Linked DNA regions of Homo sapiens: region 1 is linked to region 2. The links are chromatin loops, found by intact Hi-C in ENCODE. Cell type or tissue: Caco-2. All regions are shown on one strand. Links, peaks and the distances in the headings refer to the core of each region. The heading gives the core; the rest is flanking DNA.

What was found. A loop is a pair of places that touch in the nucleus more often than their neighbours do. Peaks named below come from ENCODE experiments on the same cell type or tissue, not always from the same donor. Only the 100,000 strongest peaks of a DNase experiment are listed, where the experiment ranks them.
Region 1: it touches region 2 in a loop (20-fold over the local background); 7 of 110 quality-filtered maps call a loop at or near these places.

The regions. Positions count from the first base shown.
Region 1 is chr2:70,773,920-70,787,403 of GRCh38, forward strand. FIGLA (folliculogenesis specific bHLH transcription factor) reads right to left here. Exons shown (of 5, transcript NM_001004311.3): 3 at 11,496-11,720; 4 at 3,718-3,752; 5 at 3,391-3,463. The coding sequence ends at 3,448. Among named protein-coding and RNA genes, the nearest start is that of FIGLA, 10 kb to the right of the region's middle. In Caco-2, for the core only: a CTCF peak has its summit at 11,588 (motif pointing left); no DNase peak of the experiment used is centred there.
Region 2 is chr2:70,677,529-70,693,035 of GRCh38, forward strand. It overlaps ADD2 (adducin 2), which reads right to left. Exons shown (of 16, transcript NM_001617.4): 7 at 14,875-15,024; 8 at 13,258-13,401; 9 at 10,496-10,594; 10 at 6,063-6,239; 11 at 1,176-1,433; 12 at 230-349. LOC105374794 (a long non-coding RNA gene) reads left to right here. Exons shown (of 3, transcript XR_940230.3): 2 at 489-654; 3 at 1,945-3,174. Among named protein-coding and RNA genes, the nearest start is that of ADD2, 83 kb to the right of the region's middle. RefSeq lists an enhancer at 193-1,392. In Caco-2, for the core only: no CTCF peak of the experiment used is centred there; a DNase peak (open chromatin) is centred at 9,484.

The DNA of each region.
Region 1 (13,484 bases), core at 10,222-12,721, 98 kb after region 2:
CAACTTCTGTTCTCCTTCCTTCTCTTCATTTACACCATTCCCCCTGATGAAGACAAGGGACCCAAAGCCCAGTAGACAAGCAAACAAAGCTACTCTTTAAGGTGGGGGAAGGAAAAAGGCTATGATCAAACATCCCAGTTATCTATGAGGGTATTTCTGGATGAGATTAACATTTGACTCAGCAGACCAAGTAAGGCAGATTGTCCTCCTAGTGTGGGTGGCTTCTGGACTCCAACTTAAACCATTGGCTCTCCTGGTTTTCAGACCTATGAACTCAAGCTGCAACCATCCTATTGGCTCTCCTGAATCTCCAACTTGCTCACTGCAGATCTTGGTACTTCTCAGCTTCCATAAAGGCATTAGCCAATTTCTTGCAATAAATACATAATCTTCTGTTGGTTCTTTTTCTCTTGAGACCACCAATACAGATTTTGGTACCAAGAGTGGGATGTTGCTGTAAGAAATACCTAACAATCTAGAAGTGGCTTTGGAACTGGGTAATTGATAGAAAATGGAAGAGTTTTAAGATTTATGCTAGAAAAAGCCTAGATTGCCATAAAGGGACTGTTGGTAGAAATATGGATGTTAAAGATATTTCTGGTAAGCATTCAGAAAGAAAAGAGGAGAGCTGGAGAGAAGCATTCATCTTCTCAGAGAATAATCAGAAACAGAATGTTGGTAGAAATAAGGCTGAAGCATGAGAATTGCCTGAACCTGGGAGGCGGAGGTTACAGTGCACTGAGATTGTGCCATTGCACTCCAGCCTGGGTGACAGAGTGAAGCTCCATCTCCAAAAAAAAAAAAAAAAAAAAGTGATCCTGCTATAAAGTGGCAAACAATCTGGCTGAATAGCATTCTAGTGCTTTTGGGAAGGTAGAACTTGCAAGTGATAAAATTAAATATTTAGCAGAAGCGATTTCTAAACAAAGTATTAAAGGTGCAGTTTGGGTCCTCCTTACTGCTTATAGTAAAATTCGGGAAACATGAGATAAACTGAAGAAATCAAAAGCAAAAAGGAATCAGAGGCTGGGTGTGGTGGATCACGTCTGCAATCCTAGCACTTTGAGAGGTTGAGGTGGGTGGATCACTTGAGGCCAGAAGTTCAAGACCAGCCTGGCGGACATGATGAGACCCTATCTGTACTAAAAACACAAAAATTAGCTGGGCATGGTGGTGCATACCTGTAATTCCAGCTACTCAAGAGGCCGAGGCATTAGAATCGCTTGAACCCAGGAGGTGGAGGTTGCAGAGAGCCAAGACTGTGCCACTGCACTCCAACCTGGGTGATAGAGACTCTGTCTTAAAAAGAAAAAAAAAAAAAAAGGAACCAGAACTTGGGGACTTGGAAAATTTCTTAACCTATCCATATTGCAAAAATTAAGAAAGCTTACTCTGAAGAGATCACTAAGGGTGTGGCTGAGCAACCATTTGATAACAGATCATGAGTGTGACTCATATACTTAATTAGCCATCTCAGCTGAAGCCAGGAATACCGACGGGATTATACCAGAAAGACCCTGATAGCTGGAAAGAAAGGGGACAGAGAAAATGGGAAAGAATGAAGGTAAGCTGTCAGCCTTCTCAGATTCTATAGGACTAGACCATATCACTATTTGGCTACAAACATGCACTATTTAAGCAAAGGAAAGAAATGACCCCAAAGGCAACTCAGAGATCAGGGTGGCCACTCAGTGTGTGTGTGTATGTTTTGGAGGAGGGGGCACAGGCAGGAGAAGAGCTGAGTTCCTCCTCAGTTTCCGAGGGAAGGTCACCCTGCCAAGCCACAAGGATGACACTGCATCAAAGCAAAGAGGATTTATTCTTGAGGCTTAAGATATAATGGAATTTGCCTCAATAGGTTTTGGACTTGCTTGGGACCCATTAACACTTTGTTTCCTATTTTTCCTTTTTGGAATAGGAATGTCAATCCTACACCTGTCTCACCATTGTGCTTGGGACGCACATAACTTGTCTGGTTTCAGAGGTTCACAGCTGGAGAAAGATAGGAATCATAGCTCAAGTCTCACCCATACCTGATTTAGAAGATATTTAAATGAGACTTTGTACTTTAAAGTGAGAATGAGTTTAGATTCTGGGGGCTGCTGGGGTGGAATGCATATATTTTGCATGTGATAAAATGAATTTGGGGGAAGGGCTAGGGACAGAATGCTATGAACAGCATATGTTCACCCAAAATTCATATATTGAGAGCCTAACCCCCAATAAGGCTGTATTTGGAGACAGGGTCTCTAGGAGATATTAAGATTACATGAAGTCATCAGGATGGAGCCCTAATCCAATAGGATTGGTGCCCTTATAAGAAGAAGGGAAACCAAAGCTAGCTATCTCTCTGCCATATGAGGACACAGTGACAAGGCAGTCATCTGCAAGCCAGGAAGAAAGCCCTCATCAGAAACTGAACAATGCCAGACCATAATCTTGGACTTTCCAGCCTCTAGAACTATAAGAAATAAATCTCCGTTGTTAAGCCACCCAGTCTATGGTATTTGTTAAGGCAGGCTAAGCTAATTATACTTTCTGTACCTTGGTTTTCCCATCTGTGAAATGGGGATACTTATGCCATTATCTTACGCTTGTTGTAAGAACAAGTTAACACATGGAAAGCATAGAGAACAGAATCCAGCATATAATAAGTACTATGTCTTTGTGAGCAATGGTTATAAAGACGAAGTCTTTGTGCTCAAGGTGTTTGGCTGTCTACCTTGCACAAAAGGTGCCATTTGGCCTTAGCTGGGTATCTAGAAACCCTTGAAAACTCTCACTCCCCTTGGCCAATGTTTACAACTCTTTTAGCTTAAGTCTTCATTTCTATTAAGGTTAATTTCTATTGGAAGGGTAACAGTCACTTATTTCTCAAAGCAATGAAAAAAAGATGTAGGTCCCCAGAGGATGACAGTGAGTTGGAAGCAAAGGATGAAGCCCCTGAAGCCTATTTCTTCAAAGCATGAAGTTAAGGAGAAGGCAGAGTGGAGTAAACTTGAGAGAGGCAAGGCTATTTAAAAGGGTAATTGTTAAACTCGGAATTACTACAAAACTTCTTTTTTAAAAAAGAGACTCCCACGGGGCACAGTGGCTCATTCCTGTAATCCCAGCACTTTGGGAGGCTGAGGTGGTTGAATCACCTGAGGTCGGGAGTTCGAGACCAGCCTGACCAACGTGGAGAAGCCCTGTCTCTACTAAAAATACAAAAATTAGCTGGGCGTGGTGGCGCATGCCTGTAATCCCAGCTACTCAGGAGGCTGAGGCAGGAGAATCACTTGAACCCAGGAGGCGGAGGTTGCAGTGAGCCGAGATCACACCGTGCCACTCCAGCCTGGGTGATAAGAGTGAAACTCTATCTCAAAAAAAAAAAAAAAAGAGAGACTCCAAAACTTTCAAGACTGCATTTATTTGTCTCTAGAAGGTAACCCTGGGCCTTTTCATTTTTCATACTTGTGGAAGTCTGAAACAGAGAAAACATTCCATTATAAATAGTTAAAAATAAGAACCGTTTACAAAAGAAATAAAGAAATATGCAAAAAATTAATTTTATTAGTAATCAAAGATGTTTAAATTTAAAGATACTACTTTTTTACCCATTAAGATTCCTTCTTTTAATAGAGCTCATTGCTAAGAATGTGATGGAATTAGCACTCTTATTATACAGCCAGTGGTGTTATAAATTGGCACTATGCATCAGGTTATAGAATGACCTACCTGTGACTCAGCAGTTCTACTTCTGGGAATCTATCCTGCAAAAACAATACAAAATACAGAAAGGGCTAAACACATCGGTTATTTGTCACGTTTAAGAGAACAAAAAACTGAGAACATAGTGGCCAACAGTAAAAAAATTGTCCCACCTAATGGGTCACATAAACATGCCAGTGATAGAAAAATCAAGAACAGGCACACAATGTTATGTACCTGATGATAATTTTTTATTTTAGTTGCAAAGGAAAAGAAATGGGAAGGATTTTAGTGTATTTCCATCAGTGGTTTTACTAACGTGGCAAGATCATTTTGTCTCTGCTCAATTTTCTGAAACTCTCAACTTGAAGAAAAAATAAACCCATGACTGAAAAATAAAGCCGCTCAAGTCATGGTCAGGCATTTTGGATACTGAAACCTATTATGTACATCACTGTGGATGGTAAAGCACCGCAATCAAATGCTTTAACTTAGCCTTAAACATTTATCTATTTTCTAGTCCACCCTCCTTTACATTTCAAAGTTGAGTTTTGTTAGAACGAAAGTGGTTAAAAAGGACTTAACACTATCACCCACATCCCCCCCAACCCCAACACTTCACTGACTTGCAGGTATTGGGCAAGTTACTTCTGTTCCTTAGTTTCCTCACATGTAAAATGGATATAATTGTTTGTATAGCACAGGGTGGTTGTGAAAATTAAATAGGTTAATATGTATACACTGCCAGGAGCAGTCTCTGACACAAAATATGTATGAGTAGCTTTTTTTTTCTAATCTTGATCGAGTCTTTCCACTATACAAGTGATCAACATTTCTTTCTTTTTATAGTTCAGACCTAGCTTTGGAAGCTTTATTTTTAAAATAAATTTTAATTTTTTTCATATTTAGAATTTTTTATACTTGAGACAAATTCATATAAATTTACCTGAAGGATTAAAGGATGACAATATTCTGCCTATAGTCTACTGCATTTTAGAACATTTATTTTAGTTTGTTTTTAAGAATTAGCTGGAAAATTTCAGAAACGTAATATTTAAGTATGAGAATAGAAAAACTTGCCAAAGTTTATAAATGTTGTCTTTATTGTCACAGCTCATTAAAAATTGGCTGTTGGTCTCATCTAAGCCAAAGAGTTTAAGGTCCAAGAAGAGGGTAGTCTGGAGAATAGAAACCCAGTTTGCTGCTTAATATCTTTAAGAAGGCAGGCACACTCCAATTGTTGGCAGTGTGGCTGCAGAATTTGACGTATTATCCAATGTACATTCCTCCACCCACTGAGCCAGGCTTGGTGAGGGAGATGGGGTAAACAGAAATCCTTGCTCACTCAGCTTTAGAGTTCAGTCCCTGTTCCTATGATAATCTGAAAAGCAAGGCTCTTTCCAAAATCCCAGAGAACCACAAGCATAGGCACCATCACAGCACCAGCCCCTAAATCCCCAAAGTATAGAGAGCACAGTAAAATCCCAGGGCTATAAATGCAGTCGCCGGAGCAGCTTTTCCTCTGAGCCACTGTGCCTTTAGACCAGGGCAGAAAATCCCAACACCTTACCAGGTGAAATATGCTACTCTGGTGCAGGAAGGAGTGGGGAGGACTGGGACAAACCAGAAGGCACCCACCCCATTAAATGGGAAACAACTTTGGAAAATGCTGGGCTGACTAATCTCATCAGAATATGCCCCATGGGCTATTGGTGAACCCCAGGGCAGATGACTGTGCTTCTCAAGCAAAGCGAGACCCATCACTTACTGTGGTAGAAGTTTTACCATCGTATAGAGCCACTACCTGGGGGAATGTGAGGTGGAAGACAGAAGAAAGAGGCTTCAGGTCTTTCCCAAGGTGCTAATGAATTCATCCCAACTAGCCAAACCGTCTCATTTCAGAGCTTAAAATGCTATAGGAAGAAATGTCCCCAGTGAGTAATTTCACAGATTACCGCAACTTGGAACAGGGGTGGTAGGAGTCTACCATCCACACAGGATTCTTTCTCTCAGAAACTCTTTCAAGGAACATTCCCATGACATGCCAGAGTTTGGAAATATATACTGGCAGCATACCAAGGCCCCTGTAACAGATACTATGTCTCTCCATATGTCCCTTTCCAAAGGCCCTCAAGCCCCAGCACTCTTGGCATCTCACTCCAAAATTGAGGGTGGTCTTTGTCTAGAGACATGGTCTCTACAGTGTCACTGGCAACTCTGAACAAAATTTAGAGCCATGCATAATATGAAATGCCAGAACCATAACCACGAGTGGCAAATAGAAGGAATATACAATGGCAAGACAGCGAACAGCCTGCCATCTAGCAATGCCAACCCCAATATGGCAAAAACCTACACTTTGAAGCTCTAATTTTAAACAGGCCTCTCCTGGACCTTGAAATTAATTTTTCTCCCTACCAACACCACATGCTGTGGCTTCTCATGGCTCACGGCCCTCTCTGTCTGCACGAATACTTGCCAATTCATTCCCCGAGTGAACTTCTGGGGCTCTGGCCCCAGACGTTAATCTCCATCCCTGTCATCAGCAGATTCTCATGCACTTCATTTGGGACTTTGCCTCCCAGGAATGTTGTTGATCTTGCACAGCCTGCTCTGACCCCATCTCCAAATCCCCCAAAACGCCCATCCCTGCCACTACCAGGATTTCATTCCCTGGGTCCTCATCAAGGGTAGGGAAAAGGGTGCCACTCCTGCAAACTGAAGCTGGAGAGGGCCTGCCTCCCAAATCTTAAGCTCCTCTGGATATGAGCATTTCTGTCCAATGAGTCACATTATCTGTCACTAGGTCTCTAGTCTGGACAGGATCCTGAAACCTTATGGAGTCACCGCTTCAGGAAAGCTGGGCTGAATCTTTACGAGGATCCTTTTGTCAAATAAAGGTCAGCCTGAGCATCACTTCCTTGGACCCTTTTTATCTTGAGCCCACCCTGGTTCCTGATTGTAAAATGCAAGCTTTTTATACAGTTAATAAAGGTGATATTGAATAATCGCTCAACTCACATATAATTAAAGATCTCAGAGATAAATGTTAACAAAGAGAAAACTAGCCAGAAAGACGGCTGCACAGTAGGTACTTCAAAGAAAATGCGAGTTCTTCTCCCTCCTAAACAATTCAGTACTAATGTCATCAGTTGGGTCACAGTTAGGTAGTGAGAAGCCACAGTGACCCAAGTGAAGTGGTATCAGAGCCCAAGCAGGGTGAGATGGCACCCACATACAGAGGCAGCCCAGCGCAGGATATCAGAGATCCAGCAGATGAGGGGCATATTCACATGGGGGGTGTGGTCCAGTGCAAACATGGTACAGCCCAATCAGGATGAGAACGGCAGCCCCATGAAAGGAGTGGAGGCCTGGCCTGGGGACTCAGAGCCCAAGCTGGGTAAGAAGTCCATGGAAAGGGGCAGTTCAGCATGGAGTAGAGAAACCTGAGCTGAGTAGGCCAGGCACTTGTGTGTGCAGGTGATTTAGCGAGAGCAGGGAGAGGAGGAATCCACATATGAGGGGACCGGCGTGGAACGTCAGAGCCAAGAAGGAGGTTTTTGCGGAGGTACAGCTTGCCATGAGTGTTAAAGTTCAAGTGGGTGAGGAGAACAGCCATGTGGTGAGGGGATGGCAACAGAGATGGGAGATGGGTTATACACAGGGGCATCCTCAGATAAGTGGCTGATTCCAGGGCTGGGATAGAAAAGTACAAGATGAGCTTGGAACACCTTCTGCCAAAAAGGAAATGATCAAATAATCGTGATGACATATCAAACAGAAAGGCTGCCAGCTTAAGGAGCTTTCGCTGGCCACAGTGGGGACAATTGGAGCAATAAAATAATAAAAAATGATAGTATATAATAATCCACTGAATTAAACAGAAAACCATGAGCTCATACTAATATAAAAATGTCTGTATAAAAACAACCAAAATGTTCTAAAATATTTACGTGAACAGTTAAACTGTGGTACATCCACACCACAGATGACTACTCAGCAAAAAGCAGAGGAACAGACCATTTATACAATGTGGATGATCTCAAGGGCATCATCTGAGTGGAAAAAGACCATCTGTAAAAGTCACATAATGTATGGTCCCATTTTTATAGCATTCTCAAGATAAATTATAGAGGTGGAGAACAGATTAGTGATGTCCAGGAGTTTGGAAGAATGGAGGGTTGGGAGCAGAGTGTAGGTGTGACCATAAAGGGGCAGCGTGAAGATCTTTGTGGTGATGGAACAGTTCTGCATCTGGATTGCAATGGTGATTCCATGAATCTACACGTGTGATAAAACAACATACAACTATGCATACGTGGTACCAATGTCAGTTTCCCAGTTTTGATATTATACTATAGTTATGGAAGATGCAACCATTGCGGAAAACTGGGCTACGGATGCACAGCACTTTTCTGTACTATTTTTGCAACTTCCTGTGAATCTATAATTACTTCCAAATTACAGATTTGATAAATAAATATAGAATGTTTGATGAGTAATGAGATCTTTACATAGTTTCAAAGCACCTCCTCACAAAATACATATTAATTACAAAAGAAAAAGATTAAAGTGAAAGGCTTGGCAGTCACCACCTTAAGCAAGTGATCAAAGTGAATATCCTTAGAAATAGAATAAATCAAAATCTGCCCCATGTAATAGGATGCAATGAGTAGAAAACAGCATCACTTTTGTTATTCCTGCCGACGATGCATATCTGAATCTAATCGAAAGGAAACAGACAAATGCTGATCAAGACACGCTCTATAAAACAACTGGCCTGTAATCTCCAAACGTGTCATGGTTATAAGTCACAGAAGCACCAAGAAACTCTCCTTCCAGACTGAAGGAGCCATGGCAACTAAATGTAATTCATGATTCTCAGCTGGGTCTTTTTGCTAGAAGAGACATTATTGAGACTACTGGTGAAACTTGAATGGGACCTGAGGATTGTATGGCGGTAACGCCGCAACATTAATCCCCAGACTTAGTGGTTGCATTGTGGCTATGCAGGGGAATGTCCTGTTTGTAAGAAATGTACACTGAAGCCTTAGGGGTGATGGGACATCAGGTTGACCCTCAAATGTGCCAGGAAAAAAGTTCTTTGTACTGCACCTGCAACCTTTCTATAAGTTGACTATTGTTTCAGACTAATTTTTTTAATTTTAAAAATTAATGGCTGGGCATGGTGGCTCATGCCTGTAATCCCAGCATTCTGGGAGGCTGAGGTGGGCAGATCACGAAGTCAGGAATTTGAGTCCAGCCTGGCCAACATGGTGAAACCCCATCTCTACTAAAAATACAAAAATTAGCTGGGTGTGGTGGTGTGAGCCAGCTACTCGGGAGGCTGAGGCAGGAGAGTTACTTGAACCCGGGAGGCGGAGGTTGCAGTGAGTCGAGATGGTGCCACTGCACTCCAGCCTGGCAACAGAGCGAGACTCTGTCTCAAAAAAAAAAAAAAAAAAATGATTTGAATGTGAAAGGATGAAAAATCCTTGACAAAACTGATGAAATACTAGAATGCTTCTGCAAAAAAATGGCACTCTTTACAATCAGGCCTCAGAAGTCATACTTGACAGAAGTGACATGCACTGTCTATAAAAATCTCAAACGTCGAGTCTTCCTTGGTTCATTCTACAAATTAGCACTCTTCCAATTAACAACAAACTTGGTTGGCTAAAAAGACTAAATATTAAGTGTTTTACTCCCTTTTTTGAAGGAAATTCCAGTCAGAACATCTCTGGCTTTTACTAGGAAACGTTAGTCCCCACTCTAAATTAGTGTACTATACGTGGCCTATGCCCAGGTTCAATTATCCTTGGAAAACAAGGACCTCCCATCAAATGTACTTGCTACTAGTACTGCCAAGCACAGGCCTGCTCTGCTACTGCAGAGGCTCCTGTCCCAGCCCAGGTCCAACAGGACTGGCAGGAAGGTGTAGCCAGGTGGCTCACCATGACAGTGACATGATGACACCTACCTGACAAGGATCAATGAGGATTAAGTGCAAGTAAGATTTTCACCTTGATACTAGCATTTGCAGAAGCATTACTCTTCTTAGATAGTCAGGCTCAAGGTCTAGCTCAGGTCATTTTTTTTTTTTTTTTGAGATGGTGTCTCACTCTGTCACCCAGGCTGGAATGCAGTGGCATAATCTCAGCTCACTGCAACCTCCCCTCCCAGGTTCAAGCGATTCTCCTGCCTCAGCCTCTTGAGTGAGTAACTGGGACTACAGGTGCCCGCCACCACGCCTGATTTTTAGTAGCAATGGCGTTTCACCATGTTGGCCAGGCTGGTCTCGAACTCCTGACCTCAGGTGATCCGCCCACCTCGGCCTCCCAAAGTGCTGGGATGACAATTGTGAGCCACTGCGCCTGGCCCCACTCTTTTGTTGTTGTTGCTTTTAGTCATTCCATGTCAGCTCATGTAGTAGCAACAGGAATTCTGTCTCCTATGGGTTGACTGGCCAGCGAAATCTTATATCTCAAGTGGTCAGAATATGAAAATCTACACTGAGCATATGCACAAATGAATCCTAGAACACAATTAATCTAATCAGAAATGGAAGCCAAGGCCGCCCACCACCTCTCTCCCCACCCCTGCCCTGCCCCCACCAGCCAGCAGGAAGCCTGTAGGACCTCAAATCAGAGCACAACATTGGTGAGAGCCAAGTGAGAAAACTCAAAACACTGGCTACAGAGCTAGAATACCTGTGGCTCATTATTGCTCACTAATCAATGTTGATTGCTCATGAGTCAAGAGAAGTTGGTATCTATCCAAGTGACGTGACAGGTATTATGCCAGATACTTTGCTGACATGATATCATTTGGAGTTAGTTATCTTATATACAAGGTAGGTACAATTATTATACCCATTGCTCAGATGGAGAAACTGAGGATTAGAGGCATTTAGTAGCTCATGCAAGATTATACAGCTAGCAAGTGGTAAAACCAGGGTTTAAACCTCAGTAGTCTGTTCCCAGAGCCTACTCTCAACTGCTCGCCTCAACTGCCTCCCTCCAACCACCATCTGTGACTCCACAGCCCCCACTGTCCCTTATATCATACCATGCAACATGTTTGTTACAGCATGCTTACTTCACATTCCTATACACCTTTCTTATTTCAATAGTAATTGTGTTGCAGAGTAGGATAGAGCAGGGGCCTCATTTATGAATACCAGTTCACAGCAAGGGCAAAAAGTCCACTTCTGGACTTGGAGAAGCATGCTGCCACTTCCAGCTGTCTCTTTAGTTGACAAAGTAATAACAGACAATAAACTCCTTTGTTATTTCATTTAAAATGTTGTCTTACAACCAGCACCACCCCCCACCACAAAAAAAAAAAAAAAGTATCACCAAACATGCATCTTTATGTATGGCAAGCTACTTACTTCTTTTTCTGGAGACCATAGAGTCCAGAAAACCTTTTGATGGGTTAAATAGGATCATTTAAAAGATAAACTTAGGTCTGTATTGGGTGGTTCTGGGGTTAAATAGGATCATTTAAAAGATAAACTTAGGTCTGTATTGGGTGGTTCTGGGGTTAAATAGTTTCATTTAAAAGATAAGCTTAGGTCTGTATTGGGTGGTTCTGGAGGAGTTTCCCCTTCCCTGGAGCCGCTTACCAGTTAATTTAGAAACAAAATAATCTCCCAAACTAGTAAACCCCACTGCCCCACCCAAAGGCTTTCATTAAATTATCTTGTTTTAATCATGTTTTAGCATGGAAAAATGACTCATATCTCAAAGTATACATTTTAAGGTTCTGATATCTGTATGGGTATTTAAGAAGGAATATTTTACCAGACTTCTGGTTGGGGAGATAATTTCAGTCGTAGACATCACACTGTGGCGACAAGCGTGTGCTGGCTCACCACTGCCACCATCTGCCCAAGGCCCTTCCTCTTCATTCTTCAAGCCGAAAGCACAGCTGATATGTTGGGTGATGTTTCTTGACAGCTGTCTTGCCGAGGATGTATGTGATTCAGAACTGTTGTTACTATAGCTCTGCTCATCTGGGTCTTGTTTCTGGAAACCATATTTAGTTGTCAAACAGTATAATATGACAGAAAGATTTTGATGACTTAAACTAATATATTTCAAAGTTTTAACTGATGAGGTTTCATTTAAATGATAAGGGCAATGCTTAAGTCATTATGGAGAGAAAAGCATTGTTCAATTGACCGTATTTTGTTCTCCTATCATCTTAAAATGTTATGCAATAGGTAACTGCATTAAAAATATTATGGCATGGAACAGATGGTATGTTTTACAATGAACAAAGCACTTCTGTTACACAATTGACATGCAAGAGAAAACTAAGGTAGCCACCTACACATGTCCAAACACTGTGACCATACCAAAACCCAACCATCCAGTTTGACCAACAGGACAATTCACTCCTGCCATCGCAGAATGTAGCTTCCTAGCAGTCACCTGGCTAGGACTAATGGAGAAGAAAAAAATATTCAAAGGTACTATCATACACCTGGAGATTTCTGCCCCAAATTTCTAGGATAATTGTTTCTTTTCTCTCTAGTATCTCTCCTTCTGTTCCTAAACATGATCAAATTTCTACATAGGAAAGACCTTCACTTGATCTAACAACTTTTCTGCCTTTTTTTTTTTTTTTGGCAGGGGGTGCAGGGAGTGGGGTGGGGGGTGGTTCTTCTTTCCACTCTCGGACTTCTAGGTTTTCTTTTTTTTGGGGGGGGACAGAGTCTCGCTCTGTTGCCAGGCTGGAGTGCAGTGGCGCCATCTCAGCTCACTGCAAGCTCCGCCTCCCAGGTTCACGCCATCCTCCTGCCTCAGCCTCCTGAGTAGCTGGGACTACCGGCGCCTGCCACCACGCCCGGCTAATTTTTTTGTATTTTTAGTAGAGATGGGGTTTCACCATGTTAGCCAGGATGGTCTCGATCTCCTGACCTCATGATCTGCCTGCCTCAGCCTCCCAAAGTGCTGGGATTATAGGCGTGAGCCACCGCGCCTGGCAGACTTCTAGGTTAAATGGACTTGAAGTTTGCCACTTTCCTCTGAATCTGCTTGGATTCCAGATATTTACCAATCATGCACCCTCAATCTCCTCCAAGTTGATGCCCAGCCCAATTCTCTTTCACCTTTCAAGTGCTAGACATGGTGCTTCCCCCAGTCCTGGCCTTCTTCAGCCTCTCTGTAACCTCTCACACTCCTCACCTTTAGTTTCCTAAGGTTCTCTCCTCCTCAACTTTATGACCCCATCTTGTTCCTCTACCTTCTTGCCACATTCTAATGATGATTCCTTCCTCCTACCAACAGAGTTGCTTAGGGCTCATTTCTAAGGCCTTTTCTCTCTTCCTATTTTGTTTCCCCAGATGACTGATTCATTTTCAGCCCATCAATGTTTGCCTTTCCCTGGAACAAGTCCATAAAACCAGTCCACACTTTACTTTGCCTAATGGACACTTCTGAGCTATCTCACTCTCATAATGGTGGTGACATTATGATACTTCACAGTTTACAGGGCCATTTGTGTCATTCCTGCTGAATGGTTGCAAAACCCCATGAGACTGGTATCACCAGACCATTGCTGAGCTCTTCAGTTGGCCTTAGGGAGGGTCTCTCCTAAGAGAGGTTCCTTGGGGAAAAGAAATGCCTCTTCCTTCCTGTGTCCTGTCTGATGTGCATTCTACTGTAGGGAAACAACCAAAGTGCTTTTAGGAAAGCCCCCTCCTATGTCCAGCTGTAGAAATCCTATCAAAGATTCAACAGTCAGGAGCTAGGTGCCCTGGATAGTGACCATAGGCAAGTATAGAT
Region 2 (15,507 bases), core at 8,319-10,818:
GCTGGTGTGTAAACCAAGCTGTGCTCTAGGTAAAGGGTTACGGGACCACAGGAGTACAGCGCTTAGCACAGCACCTGGGCCATGGTCAGTCAATGGTAGTTTCTCTCTCCTGTGAGGCATGTGAGATGTCAGCGAGTCAGGCACATCCTGGGAACTCAGCTCCTGTTTGTGGGACCTGAGACCCCCCAGTGTGGGAGAAGAAAGAGTGGGATAAACAGACCCCACTTACCTTGTTCCTCATCTCCAGTACTTCCTGGGGGTCAGTATAGAGAGGCACAAATTGGTTTGGGTTTTCGATGCGAATCGGCATGCCACTGCTGGATTTCTCCACCTCGTCAGCCTTCATCCACTGCACAAACACAAGGTCATGGGGCTGAGGTGAGGGAACAGGCCCATGAGTCCTCCCCAGTGGTCCACCCACGAGATCTGGGCCCAACATCCTGCATGGAAGGTCAGCAAGCCTACTCATAGACACTCTCTCTTCTTAGGCCTCTTTGATGTCTGTCTCCAGGAGCAGAGAATGGCAACAGATGACCCAGTTACCAATGAAGGCCCTCAGGCCAAAGGTCGGCTATAAAGAACATCCAAGAGTTGGGGTCAGAACCTTGGGAACCAGCTTTGATACACAGGCAACCACTTGGGCTTCAGTATTAGGTAACTTGATTTGAGTTTGGAGAGCTTCATATTGTTTTATGAAGAGCTATTCTATTTGGCTGTTGGCTACTTTTATGTTAATAAAAAATTGAGAGCCTGTGGGTGGGGACAGGGAGAGAAAATATAACTTCATAGAAGTGGCTGTACAGCCCACCTCCTGGGCTTGCATCAGATCTGAAGTCCCAATGTTAAATGCTCCTCCCTTGAATTTCCCAAGAGCCCCCTGTGGATGTGGGAGAAAGAAGCACAAACCAACTGGTTCTGGGTCATGTGCCTGGTCCAACTGCCCTCTGGAGAAATCTGCTCCTTAGACCCAAAAACTCAGGCAGAGGTGCAAGGAAGAAGTGGTCAGGGGCTCAGTGGGCCTGAGCAGCTGCTCCCAGAGGCCTAATAGGAAGCCCAAAGAGGATGCTACTAACCTGGGGCAGGAGAGGTTTGTTCTGTTCCCGTTTTAAAAATGCTTCACCCTGCTAATGCAGCCTGCCCCTCTCTGCCCGGGTCTGTCCTGGGCTCCCCCTTACCGTGGTCTTGGGTCGGGGGCTGCCCATGCTCCTCTGGACCTCATCGGCCACATTGACCCGCAGGTAGGTGTTGGGCGTATTGAGCCAGCGGGTCTTCTCCTTCTGCTGCTTCTGGGCATGCTGTCGCAGGGCGGGCACCGGGGCACCGTCCTCCTCAAACACGAAGGCTGTGACCGTGGCTGGAATCTCCACCTCACTTTTGTGTTTGGTTTTCTCTTGAACAAAGGGGTGGCGATACGTGTAACCTGTTCTGTAGCCCTATAAAGGACAAAAATAGAACCACTTATGGGGTGAGAAAAAAGGCCTGTACCTGCACATACATGCACACACACCTTTCCTTCCGTCTGCTTAAAGGACTCTTCATGTAAACCCAAATCTCCATTAAACAATCTAGGCTTTCCACTCTTCTGGTATATTTCAGAACTGTTCCCTCCTCCTGGTCCCCCATCCCCTCTCTTTCTCTACCCCAACAAGTCCTCTGATCAGGGCTGAGAAAATCCCTAGACCTTTGTGGACCAGATAGACAGAGCTCCTCATCCAAATGGAGCCACAGATTTCCTCTGGTCCAGTGGCTCCCAGCCCTGGCTGTACACTAGAATCACGGGGGGAGCTTCACACAAACACTGATGCCTGGGCCCTGATGCAGAGTTGCCCATTTAATCAGATCACAGTGTGGCCTGGGCTACAGGATCTTTAAAAGCTTCCCAGCTGATTTAACAGTCACCCCTCCCTTCCTTGACTGTGAAACTTCTTAACAATTTCCTTCTAGGAACCCTGAAATCAGACTCAAGAACATTCCTGTCTCCTAAGCAAGGCCACATCCCCTCAAAGCTGGAGCTGACTGCTTCTTGGAGAGAACAAACATTCTGGAATCTTGGCAGCTGTTGGAGCAATATTCAGCTCTCTTTGTCTTCTTTTATTTTTAAATTAAAATGACATTATTTTTCTGATTATAAAGGAAATACAGATCCATGTAGAAAAATTAAGCAAAATTAAAAAAAATAAGGAAAAAACGGAATTTTATGCAAACTCTCACCCCAGAGACAATCACTAAAAACCTTTCCAGTCATATCTCTATGCATATACATGTGTGTCCATATATGTTTGATACTAGTAAAATGGATATTTCCAATTACATATAATGGCTACTTAACTATTTTCCTTTGTAAATTGTTTATGTTCTCAGCCCATTTTTCTATTGATGTTTCTGTTTTTCACATTGATTTGTAAGCTCTTTGTAAATTAAGAATATTAATTTTTTCACTATCATAGATGGTGAAAATATTTCCCTCCATACTTTGTCTTTTACCTTGTTTATGGTGGGGGAGTGGCTTATAGAAATGCAAGTTTTGAATTGTTTAATATCATATCTATTAATATTTGTCAAGATTGCAGCCTTTTGTGCCGTGCTTGATAAGTCTTCCCTAACACAAGGGCATCAAAAACATAAGTCTATGTTTTTTAATACCCCTATGAGTTCACTTTTTATGTTTACCATTTTGACAAACCAGGAATTTATCTTGTTGAAATAAATGAAGTAGCATCTGCCTTAGCTTTCCTTCCCAGATGGCAAGTAGTCTATCTTTCCCTCACTGATTTATAAAGTGCCTGCTTTTCCTGTGTTAAATTCTCATATATTTTGGATCTATTTCTGGATTCTCTAAGCTGTTGCATTGTTTTGCACATCCATTCTGCTAGTGCCACGCCATTTAGTTGCCAAAGTTTTATCACACTTTGTCATGAGGTGGAATTAGTATTCCTAATTACTTTTCTTTTTATAACATTGCCCTAGCCATTCTGAATTTCACATGGAAGGATATTTTGTCAAGTCCTCATACCTTCCCCCATTTTTGAAAGAAATCCATTGACTTTATTGATTAATTTTGGGGAAGTAACCTCTTTACCCTATTGAAGCTTTCTAACCAAGAATAAATTATAGCTCTTCACTGACTTCAGGTTTTCTCTGATGTCTATTAATAAAGTTTTATGGTTTTAAAAACACGGATTATGCTTTTTAGTGTTTTATGATTGTGATCCATTTGCAAATAGGATTATTTTCTCCCATTATTATATTTTCAAAGTAGTTAAGATACAAAAACTACTGATTTTTGTATATATTTGCATAATTGTCCACCTTAAACTGAAATCACCTTTGCAAAATTATGACAGTACTCTATCTTGCTTCTAGCCTCACAAGCTGGCTGGCTTTGCTCATTCCTGGATGTGAGCCAAACTAACTTCAGGAGAAATTTAGTTTATAGTGTAAATGACGATAGCCCTTCCCAAAAACTAAACTATCCTTGTAAAACTGATGAAAGACCACCAAGTTAGGAAGAGGAAAGGGGCCTGAATTTTACTAAAATGTAGGCATAGTTAAATAATTACCAGCTATTATTCCAGAGGTCACACGATTTGCAACTTCCCCAATTACTCCTGTAAATAATATCACTATTATAGAACCTAAAATTGGCCTTTGGAGGTATCTTTTCAGGCTTTCACATTTCTGACAACTGGATGGCTCTGGGACTCAGTCAGTTCTGTGGCCCTACCCACAGGCAGACTCAGTGCACGAGGACCATATTCCACACTTCTATGATTGTATCCCCAACCAATCAGTATCACCCATACCTTAGCCCCCTACCCACCAAACTATCTTTGAATCTTCCTGGCACAGTGGCTCACACCTGTAATTTCAGCACCTTAGGAGGCTGAGACAGGTGAGTCACTTGAGCCCAAGTGTTTAAGACCAGGAATCTTTGAAAAACCCCCTTTGAAAAATCCCTAACCTCTGAGGCTTCAGTGAGATTGATTTGAGTCTGTCTCCTGCATGGCATGGCCAGCCTCGCATCAGTTAAACTCTCTCTTTACTGTAATGCCATGGTCTCTGTGAACTGAATTTGCTTGTGCAATGGGCAGGAAGAACCCGTCAGGTAGTTACAAAAGTATTCTCATTATTTTTAATATTTTTTCAGTTGTTTTTTTTTTGGACTTTATAGGCATGTAACCATATTATCTGTAAATAATAGTTTCCTTTCCTTTATAATATTTATACCTCTTATGCTTCATTGCCTTGGATTGAATTCCAATATTATTCTAGAATAATATTAAATAATAGTGCTATGACCAAGAATAATTGTTTTGTTTAAAAGTTTAATAGGTACATGCCACCATGCCTGGCCATGTTTTGTATTTTTTGTAGAGATAGGGTCTTGCTATGTTGCCCAGGCTGGTCTTGAACTCCTGGGCTCAAGCGATCCACCTCTGACTCAGACTCCCAAGGTGCTGAGATTACAGGTATGAGCCACCATACTGGACAGATCAAAAGTTTTTATCCTTTGATGCTTCAATATCATGAAATACATTTAAAAGATTTATAGATTGATATTATTAAGCCATCCCTGAATTCTAGGAATGAGCCACCAGTTATTGTATATTATTATTTTACTATTAGGCTTGATACTATTTGCTAGTTTTCATGTAGCATTTTTCATCAACGTTCAAAGAAAAATTGGTCTAAATATATTACAATTATTATGGCTTAGTATTCTTTTTTCACTCCTCTCAGAAAGAGTTTAAATAACAGAATTATCTGTGTCTTAAAGGTTGGAAAGAATTCTTGTATGAAACCATCTAGTCGCGGTGCTTTCTTTAGGCATAGATTACTCAGCATACAAATGTTAATGGGAGTTGCATTTTCACTGTGGATTGTACCTTTCATTATTATAAAGCGGCCCTCATGGTCAGCCTGGTAACAAAGTAGAGATGATTTGGAGGAACTGAAGACAGGGAGAAATGTATTAATTATTGCCATAACCTTGACATGATAAAGAAGGCCCAAGATGGTAGCAGTGAGGATGGGAAAAATGAATCAGATGGAATGTTATAAAGATAGATTTCATCTTTCACTTCTCTGAGCAATCTAAGAAGTTACAGCCTCTTATGCAATTAGCTCCTCATTGCATATGCTTTCCTCTTGTTCTTGAATTGTCACCTGTTTATATCTCATATTATCAGCTAAATTGTTAGCCCTCAGAAGAAGAAAGAATGTCTTAAAATTTTTTTTGTATCCTTTGAAGAGCCAGCCCACTCCTAGACACATACTAGTTTAATTCCTTACATGACTGATTGGTTCATTTATTCATTACAATAGGATATTGTTACAAAGGTGCTGCCTAGGATTAAGGAAATTAGTAGTATTATGTGTTTTCTGTATTAAAGTCATGAAATGGACAGAAAGACAGAACTAACTATATAAGAGGTATGAGCAAAGCCCCAGTATAAGATAGGCTCTGTGTCCCAGTTTTTACTGGAGTATGACCTTTTTTTTTTTTTTTTTTGAGACAGAGTCTCACTCTGTCACCCAGACTAGAGTGCAGTGGCACAATGTCGGCTCACTGCAACCTCCGCCTCCCAGTTCAATTCTCCTGCCTCAGCCTCAGCCTCCTGAGTAGCTGGGACTACAGGTATGTGCCACCATGCCCAGCTAATTTTTTGTATTTTTTTTTAGTAGAGACAGTGTTTCACTGCATTAGCCAGGATGGTCTCAATCTCCTGACCTTGTGATCTGCCTGCCTCGGCCTCCCAGAGTGCTGGGATTAAAGGTGTGAGCCACTGCGCCCGGCCTGGACTACGACTTTTCATAGAGGACACTGCAGATATGAGAACATCCACAGCACTTAGTTGTGGGTGGCAAAGTCCACAGTTTACAAAAATTCAACTACTGTTAGAATAACCACACATTCTAAATCAAATTTCCCATCAATGAGGCTTCAACAACCTAGTTGTGATGCTGGCAATTCTTGTGCCCACCTGATGCCTTGTACTTCCTGGTTCCAGGGGGCTAAGCCTCAATGGACTGGCCTGGAAGGGCAATGGCAGGAGACTCACCAGGTTGTCCAGCATCCTCATGAGGGCCTCAAACTCATGCTCCCCCAGCCGACTCTTCTGCATAGGCCCAAAGGTGCTCCCGGCCCACTGCACGGAGCCCACCTCATGGGGCCGGTGCTTCTCCTGCTCCAGGAGGATGAGGTTCTCCACTCCCCCGGCACTGGACAGAGCCGACACCTGTAGCAAAGAGCAGAGAGCCCTCAGCCCATGTGCACATGGGTACCCTGCACTTATCTATGCTCCTGTATGTGATGAGAGAATGGGGAGTCCAGAGGAGAACTTAGAGGCCAAACTGAGAAAGAGCCACCCATACTTGATGGGCATGCCCCCATTTCCAAGAAAAGAGCTATTAGTTTATTTTCTGATGCCAGTTCTTAGAGATTATAAAGAAGGAAACAGCAAGCATTAAACCTTAAGAATCAAAACAGAGGACTGAAAGTTACCTGGGATACAGACTAACCTAGAATTGTGATTGTATCTGGGGAGGGAGGGAAGATGAGACAGGAAAGGACTTCAAAGCGGACTTCAGTTCTTGTTTGTAATATTTTGTTCTTCAAGATTTGAAGCCAGAGGTTATGAATATGTTTGATCTGATTGGTAGGTATGGGTGTCTATTATGTTAGTCTCTGCACTTTTCTGTATGTTTGAAATATCTCCTATTTTTTTTTATTTTTATTTTGAGACAGTGTCTCTGTTGCCCAGGCTGGAGGGCAGTGGCACAATCTCGGATCACTGCAGCCTTAACCTCCCAGGCTTCAGCTATCCTCCCACCTCAGCCTCCTGAGTAGCTGGGACTACAGATGTGCACTACCACATTCAGCAAATTTTTGTATTTTTTGTAGAGATGGGAGTCCTGCCATGTTGGCCAGGCTGGTCTCGAACCCCTGGGCTCAAGCAATCTACCTGCCTTGGCCTCCCAATGTGCTGGGATTACAGGCATGAACCACCATTGCTGACCTCTCCTATATTTTTTTAAAAGTCACTTGAAAGAAATAGGCTGGCTCCCAAGCCAATGAAATTTATTTGTAACCTCATGGGATGAATTCACAGGTCCAAAGGAAAAATACATTCTCCACAATGGGGTTAGTCAGTCAAGGAAGCCCAGAGAAAGGAGACAGATAAAATGCTTGTAGTGTACAGCCAAGCACTGTGCAGGGGTGAGAGTTCCCACACATGGACTTAGAGTGTCTGTCTCATTGTCAAGGCTCCATGGGGAGGGCAATGCAGGTGGTTGTAGGCAATGGACTCTGAGTATTAGGACAAGAGGTGTGTGTATATAGCAGGCAATTTTGGAATGATCCTAAAAAACACTCATTAATCTAACAAATCCCCTTTTTTTTAAATTCTGTGCTTATCTAATGGTACATTCTATTTACCCTCATGTATCTACCACTCAGATATAATTGGTTAGGGTTTGGCTTCCTGGATGACAAATCTAGCTACATAAAGAGACAATGGCTTATGAATAGTCCAGGTGGTGAGCCAGGTGTTCTGCACTGCACATTATTATATTAGCATTCCAATAAGATATGATATCCCATGTTAGCCTGCTTGTTATGGGAAACTGCTTTAATTATGCAAACTTTCAGTATTTTTGTGACAGTTATTTTTTACTGGAAATGAAAAAATCCAATTTAACCTGCTGACAAATGCAGGTCTATGAACCCAAGAGGATCAGGGACAGACCTTAGAGTATGTTAAATTCATCATTTAACAAATGCCCCTGTGATACTTCTCTGAGGTCAGCCAGGCAGCCCTCCCAGGTGACCCCCGTCACCCTATGAAGAGAAGGAAGCAAGAATATTATCTACGCCCTTCTCGTCCAAGCCATGTGTCTAGCAGAAGATAAACAGACTTCTCCCACTGCCCCTCACAGTCCTGGTGAGGCAGCGCTTCTCCAGGTAGTGTTTAAGGGCACAGACCTGGGCACCAGGCTGCCCAGGTTTGAATCCTGGCTCTGCCACTTACCAACTGTGTGACTTTTAGTAGCTATTTACCATCTGTGTACCTCAGTTTCCTCTAAAATGAAAATAGCAGAACCTACCTTGTGAGAAGTCTTTAAGGTAATAGATCTAAAGCACTTAGTGTATCACCTGGTACATATGGGGTGAAGTATAATGTTCTAATGAATGAATTTTGAGAAGCGCTATTCCCTGGGGACCCATACTTAATGGAGAAGAAGAGAGGGAGAGACTGCCCACAACCTTGCAAGAGCTGCCTCCTCCCACCTCCCTCTTCCTCCCCCAGTTTCCATGGTGATGGGTAGCAGATGGAGAAGAACTGCTTGAGCTTCTTCCCATCTGCCTGTCGGCAGAGCAGGGAGCTGCCTCTCTCAGCAGGGGATGACCCAGTTTCCTGGAACCCCAAATTGATGGGGATCAGAGAGAACACCATCCCCAGGAGAAATAAATAGGCTCTCAGCCTTGAACTACTAACATGACCACAGCCACGTTCGCTTGTTTGCCAAGGTCACCAAGGAAGAAAACTTGGCCCACAATGGAAACAGAGCTTCAGTGCTGGCCGCTTCACCCAAAAATGACCTGGCTAGGGCTGCGCTCCCAGCGGCACCTGCAGTCACTGTTACCTAGGCTCTTTCATGCCCTGATCCACCCACACCTCCTCTAGGCTTTCCTGCTTTTTTCTTCCACATCTTCCAGCTCTATTCCCGTCTCTAGAAGCCTCTCTGCTCTACCAGCTGGGGGAAAAAAAGGTCACTGGAGCTTGCCCGGGGTTATCTGTCTGCATTGCCTGAGGTCCTGTAACAAGGTCTCAGCAAACCAATCCTGAAACGAAAGTGATAGCAGCTGAGGGAAGGGGGCTGTCAGGTACAGAAGCCCACAGCTCTGCCCTTGAAACTGCCCAGAAACTGTTTCTGGGGTTCTGGATCCTGGGAGAGGCATACTTCACCATGTGGGGTGGTGCGACACATGGGCATCCCTCTCCCTTCATTTTTAGGGCTGAGCTGTCTTTGCAGAGATGATGTTTTTACAGGAGATATTTTCTTATTGAAGAATCTTCTCCAGAAGGAAGATAGGGAGCTCTTAAGAGTTCAGATGTGGGAAAGGGAGAGTAGCTTCCCGGTATCCCAGAGGCTCCACCAGATTCTTCCACCAGTCAGTGGTCAGAGCTTAGGGCCAGAATCTTTGGTTGGGCAGCAGCCGGAGGCGCTACATCACATCAGAAAGGCACCAGCTGGGTCTGTGTCCACCTGCCCCTGTTCTGACCACTGCCTCTAATACTTCATCATTATCTTCACAGCTATCCTCACCACATATCCTTTTAAAACGATTGAAAAGGTCCCACTGCAGAGCCTCCACCAGCGACACTTCCAGGCAGATCTCAATCTCCCCAGAGTGCCTCCAAGAGAAAGACCTCTTCCTCTGGGTGCTGCTCTGCCTAGGCCAGCCAGGAGAGGGCGGACGGGACACCAAGGGGCTGGGCAAAGAGCTGACTCATCCAGGAGCAACGGGCCTCCATATGTCAGTTGAGTCCTAAAAATAGCATCAGCAACACCCCTCTTTGTGTCCTCACAGTGACCCGCTGGGCCCCACGTCTACAGTTGAGGAGACAGAGGCTCAAGCAGGGCAAGTCCTCTACCCAAGGGCACACAGCCCAGAGTGGGGAGGATGGAGCCTGGTCAGCCTGGTCTGGTTAATAAGGTCTTTTCAGGGTTGTGCAAGGCCCCCTACCTGCCCCTGACCAACTTGCCACATTGAAAAGTGTGTGCTTGGCTTATCCAACACCACCTTGTTGTCTATACAACTACAGGTTTGTCTGTTTTCCTACTGCTTCTCCAACTCCTCTAGGGGGTTCCCTGATCACTGACACTACTGTCTTCTCCATCCCTTCCCGGTTAGGGATTTCATGATGGCTTCCTGGATATCACTTGGGGTTGCTCTGGCTGTTAAGGCTGCCACGTCAACACTCTGATTGGTCTGCTTTCCGCTTCTTTTTCTGGACGTGACCATGTCCCTGGCCTTTGCAAACCAACCCCCTCCCCTCAAAACAAACAAACAAACAAACAAACAAACAAACAAACAAACACCTACCTGTGTGTCTGTTGGGCATAGGTGCAACAGGTATACCCCACGTAACATATGAGCATGGTAAAAAATTTCTTTGCCTTATTACAATTTCTCCCACTGTCCAGTTGATGAGCCCAGGCAGCTCCCCAGACTGGGCACTGACCCCTAAGAAGTGGGTATTTATTGCTTGTTAGACAATGTTGATGCATTTTTCAAAGCCACAGAACTAATCCTAAGTGTGAAACTTTAGAAGGATAAGATGGTGCCAAGGCAGAGAAATAGGGCAAGGCTTTTAGATGGCTGGGATCAAAAGACTCCCTGAATCACAGCCAACAGGGTCACCACGTTTGCCCACAGGCCCCTGTCAGAGCCCACTCCTGGGCCCACTTTCCAGGAGAATTTGCTCACCTGTATCTCACATGCAGCCTGCAGGTGGAAGATCTTGTAAAATGCCTCCTCTACCGTGTCACCCAGAGCAACCACTCCATGGTTTCTTAGCACCAGGATCTGTAGAGAAATAAATAGTCAATTAAAACCTTAAGTCCTCTAAACTTTAGTTAAGAGGGAGAGGTTTTCCATTTTATTTAGATCAACTTCCACAACCAATCCCAGGGCCCCTTCTCCCAACTCCTTATGTTCTCTAATCAAATACCCCAAAGCTACCCCACATGGGATTTTAACTCAAAGCATCTACCCTAAGAAATTGAAAAGACATTTTAAAACTGGGACTAAATAGCTTGATCAATTTCTTTAGGCAACGCCTGGGTTTTTATGCATTTTAAAAATTGAAATTGAAAAGGCATTTTAAAACTGAGACTAAATAGCTTGGTCAATTTCTTTAGGCAATGCCTGGGTTTTTAGGCCTTGGAAAGCTTAGAAGCTTGAAAAACTGCTGTGTATATTAAAGTGAATGAAGTTGTTTGCTATCCAATACAGAGTTCCCACCTCAATAGCAATCTCTTGCTCCTGTGACTTAGTTGACGTGGGAGTCAAAACCCAGGGGGCGGCTCTCTGAGAGGTGGCCCTACAGAAACAGGTGAGTCACGTCACCTCTTTGGGTCTTAGGTTTCTGCACCATAAACTCAACAAGGCCCTGTCAGCTCTGAGATCTCACAGCTCTAGAAAGAGGCCACAGTGACCTTCTCATCTAACTCATCGGTTTTATAGAAAAGAAAATAAAAGCCTGAAAAGACTAAAAGTCTCAGCCGTGGTGGGTCACGCCTGTAATCCCAGCACTTTGGGAGGCTAAGGTGGGCAGATCACTTGAGGTCAGGAGTTCGAGACCAGCCTGGCCAACATGGTGAAACCCCGTCTCTACTAAAAATACAAAAATTAAAAAATTAGCTGGGTGTGATGGGGCCTGCCTGTAGTCCCAGCTACTCGGGAGGGTGAGGTGGGAGGATCACTTGAACCTGGGGGCTGCAGTGAGCTGAGATCGCACCATTGTACCCCAGTCGGTGACAGAGCAAGACTCCGTCTCAAAAAAAAACCAAAAACGGAAAGTCTCTCAGCTAATTAGGGGAAGCATCTGAACTAGAAGCCAGGGGTTCTCACTATTAGTGCAATGTTTTAGACTCAGTCAGGGAAAGCTGAGTAAAAGTGGGGGAACCCAAACTGAATTTGTACCAAGAGCACAACTCCCCAAAGTTCAACTGCATCTTCCCTCTGAAACTTTTCTTCGTTGGTTTTACTCTCAAGAACTCTCTGGAACCAGATGACACCAGCCTGGGAGCTGGGACACAGATCCATGTGTCAGATCTGTCTCCAGGCAGAGCCTGGGCTGAAGCCTGATGGCTCTAAACATCACATCCTCTCCTGTTGAAAACAGCTGGTATTTTTTCCTCTCAAGTGCCAGAGAAACAGAAAGAGACGATGGCTGTGGCCCACAAAAAGTACTACAAACAATGAATACCCCATCTCTCAAATTCTTGTAGCACTTCGTAGATGTGAATATTTCATCCCTCTCCCCACACTCTAAATAATGTTCTGGAGGATGTCAGGAGAGAGAGGTGGGATACCTCACTGTGTTAGAGATGAGAAGACAGGGACTCATGGGAAATGATTCAGGCAGTGCATTCCTTGCCAGGACAGCGGCAAAGCATCCATCAACCAAGACTAGCCTCCGTGGCTGTGCCATACTGAGCTAACCATCCCCAAATATGTGCTGTTATAAAACAGGGCTCAAGAGTTCAGTCAAGCAACAACAAGATTCCATTTTTCTCTTGCAAGCTAGTGGAAAAATAAAGGCGACAACACTCAAGTTTGGGGAGACTGCAGGGAAGTGGCACTCTCATATCCTAGACATGGGGTGGAAGAGTGAACAAACCGTGTGGGGCAATTTGGCGGCATGAAGTGAGAGTTCTAGCCCGTGCAGCCCTAGGAACTTATCCTAAGAAACTCATCTCAAGTTCACACAAAGATTTAGCTGACAGGATTTTCATCAATGTGTTGTTTTTATTAAGAAAAAACTCAGGAAGAAAAAAAAAATTTTTTTTTTTTGAGACAGGGTCTAACTCTGTTGCCCAGGCTGGAGTATAGCAATGTGATCACAGCTCACTGCAGCCTTCACCTTCTGGAGTCAATCGATCCTCCCACCTCAGCCTCCTGAGTAGCTGGGACCACAGGTGCATACCACCAAGCTTCACTAATTTTTGTATTTTTTGTAGAGACAGGGTTTGGCCATGTTGCCCAGGCTGGTCTTGAACTCCTGGGCTCAAGTGCTCCACCCACCTTGGCCTCCCAAAGTGTTGGGATTACGGGCATGAGCCCTGCACCCAGCTGAAAAATACCTTTTAATGTTCAACCACAGAAGAGTATTCAGGTAAATTATAGCACAACTATTCCCATAATGAAGTCTGTGAATAGTTGTGCTATAATTTAATTAAATTTAATAATTAAAAATGGTGATAGAGAAAATATTTAATAACATACAAAGGTAATTACTATATATTGCTGAGGGAAAACAACTTATTTTATGATCCTAGTTTTGCAAATATAAATTTCAATATATTTGGGGTACACAGCAAAATCTCAGGGTAGTGGGATAGAGATCTTTCTTTTTTTTCCCCCCTCTCTCCCTCCCTTATTGTCCAATGAACATATGTCACTTTTGTGATGTTGGCTTTTGACAATGCCACTCTAGATTATTGTCCCAGAAGAGCTAAGCTAACCTTGCAGGTGGGTCCAAGGCACTTCTGCAGGTTGATCCGATCGGCTTCCTGCTCCATTTCCCCATTGAAGTCATAATAGGCCATGTCCCCCACCAGCAGGGCATTGTGGGAGACAGGCAGGAGGCCCCACTTCATGGCCGACACCTTAGAGAGACAATGGCATGGTTAGCACCTGCAGCCCTCCCTGCCCTTTCCTCAGAGCAGCACAGTCCAGCTCTACTCTGGGGGCCAGTGAGGGGTGAGGGGTGAGGAGTGAGGGGTGAGGTTGGGGAGCAGGCACAAGAAAGGCCTGGGCTCCTCTACCACCTGGCTTGGGCGTTGTGTCACGCTGCTTGCTCTAGTGTCTTTCCATCACTGTTTTCACAGCAGCCATGTCAACATATCACCTTTTAGAACTGCTAGAAAGAATGCACTCCAGAGACCTATTGCTGCCCCTCCCACTCCCCCCACCTCACACACAGCTTTGCTCTTGTCATACAACTCTGGGAAGAGGCAGGCTGTGGTGGAGTTTGTACGAGGCTAGGGTAAGCAGAGTCCAGATCTCTTGGGGTAGGCTGGAGACCCTCAGCTTTGGTTTCAGTGCAGACTAGGTCACAATTTTTAACAAACAGAGAGGCCCATTGAAAAGTCCCATTTTAAAATGAATGAAATTATTTGCTGCCCAGTATAAAGGTCCCACTTCAAAAGCAATCTCTTGCCCCTGGAACTAGGACAATACAAGTGCTGGGGACCAGGGTTGAAACACATTCCCCCACCACTTATTAAAAGTAAGCTGCTCATGGTGGACAGAGTGTGCAATAATTTATTTATTTTTTTTTTTAGCAAGGAGCATGGAGAGGTTTAGAAGAACCCTTGCCCTCCTTCATTCATTCTGCCCTGACTCAGCCCTGAGCTCTGCAAAGATGCATGCTCAGCACAAATACATCTTCACATCTTAGTCCAAATTCTGGAAAGTCTGAATGCTCACAACCAGTGTGTTTTGCTGAGAAAACGGGCTGATGACAAGTCAGCCTACTCTGTCCCTGTACATGTGTGGCCTGGGGGTCAGCAGGATAGGGTAGGGTTCGGGGGGAGTACCCAGAACTGGTTGTCTGCCTGCCGTCTTTCCAAGTGACATCGCAGTGTCTTAGGTACACATGGAGAAATGATCAGAGGGGGACAACCTGCTCATTGAGTCTCTTCTTTGTATTCTTTCCCAGTTTTGCTTGCTCCGTCCCCTACTCTCAGCCTACCCTGAGCTATGGGAAAACGGGCACAGTCCAGGTTCCCACTAACTGGTTGTCCTCTGTCAAGATATCTCCTTGCCAGAGCCTGGCTTCGTGGGGGCAGGCCCCACGCCTTGGTCCAACAGGACTGACCTGAGTAGAAACTTAGCAGGTACTGCTTGTGTATGCAGTATGTGGGGGATGCGATGGAACAGACATTCCATGTCTTCACGTTATGCTATGACTTCAGTAGTCAGAAAGATGGAGAGGCTGGGCGTTTCCACGTTGGGAGTTCTCTCGCTTCACCTTGGCCTGAGTTCTAGATCTTTCCAGACTGTTTTAAGTGACGAGATTGCTACAACCTCGGCAGCCTTACGTCTTTCCTTGGGTGGCTGAGAAGGAGTCCACTCACCGCTGCTGTGGCCGGTGTGTGCAGGTGGATGATGCAGCGCACGTCGGGCCTCGCTGCATAGATGGCCGAGTGCAGACAGAAGCCTGTGGTGTCCACTGGGAAGCAGCTGCTGCCCTTCTCCACCACCTCTCCCAGAATGTTCACCTTGATCTGCGCCAGGGAAGAAGAGAGACTTATGGCAACAGGGTGGCCGAGGCCCCGCACTCCTCTCCCAGCTGGTGGGCCCAGCATGTGCCGCCCACCTGTCTTCACACATTCCAGACACCATGAGCAATGACGGACTTGGTGTTGGAAGAAAACAAACCAGTTCCTGCCCTCAGTGAGTGCACAGTCTAACGGGACACAGACGATTATAATTCAGCAGGAGAAATGCGAGAGCAGAGTTTCTCAGACTTTGTTCACGTGAATCACCTGAAGCCCAGTCAAATGCAGGTTCTGATTCAGAGGCTGAGGGGGCCCTGAGAGCCTGCATTTCTAACAAGTTCTCAAGTGATCCACAGACCACACATGGGGTAGCAAAGTGCTAGAAAAGAGTCATGCACAGAATTCTCTAGACAGAGACAGGGGGAGTCTTTCATCCCATCAGAAAAGGAGCATCTGAGAGGCCTTCCAGGGGGAGTAATGTCTACACTG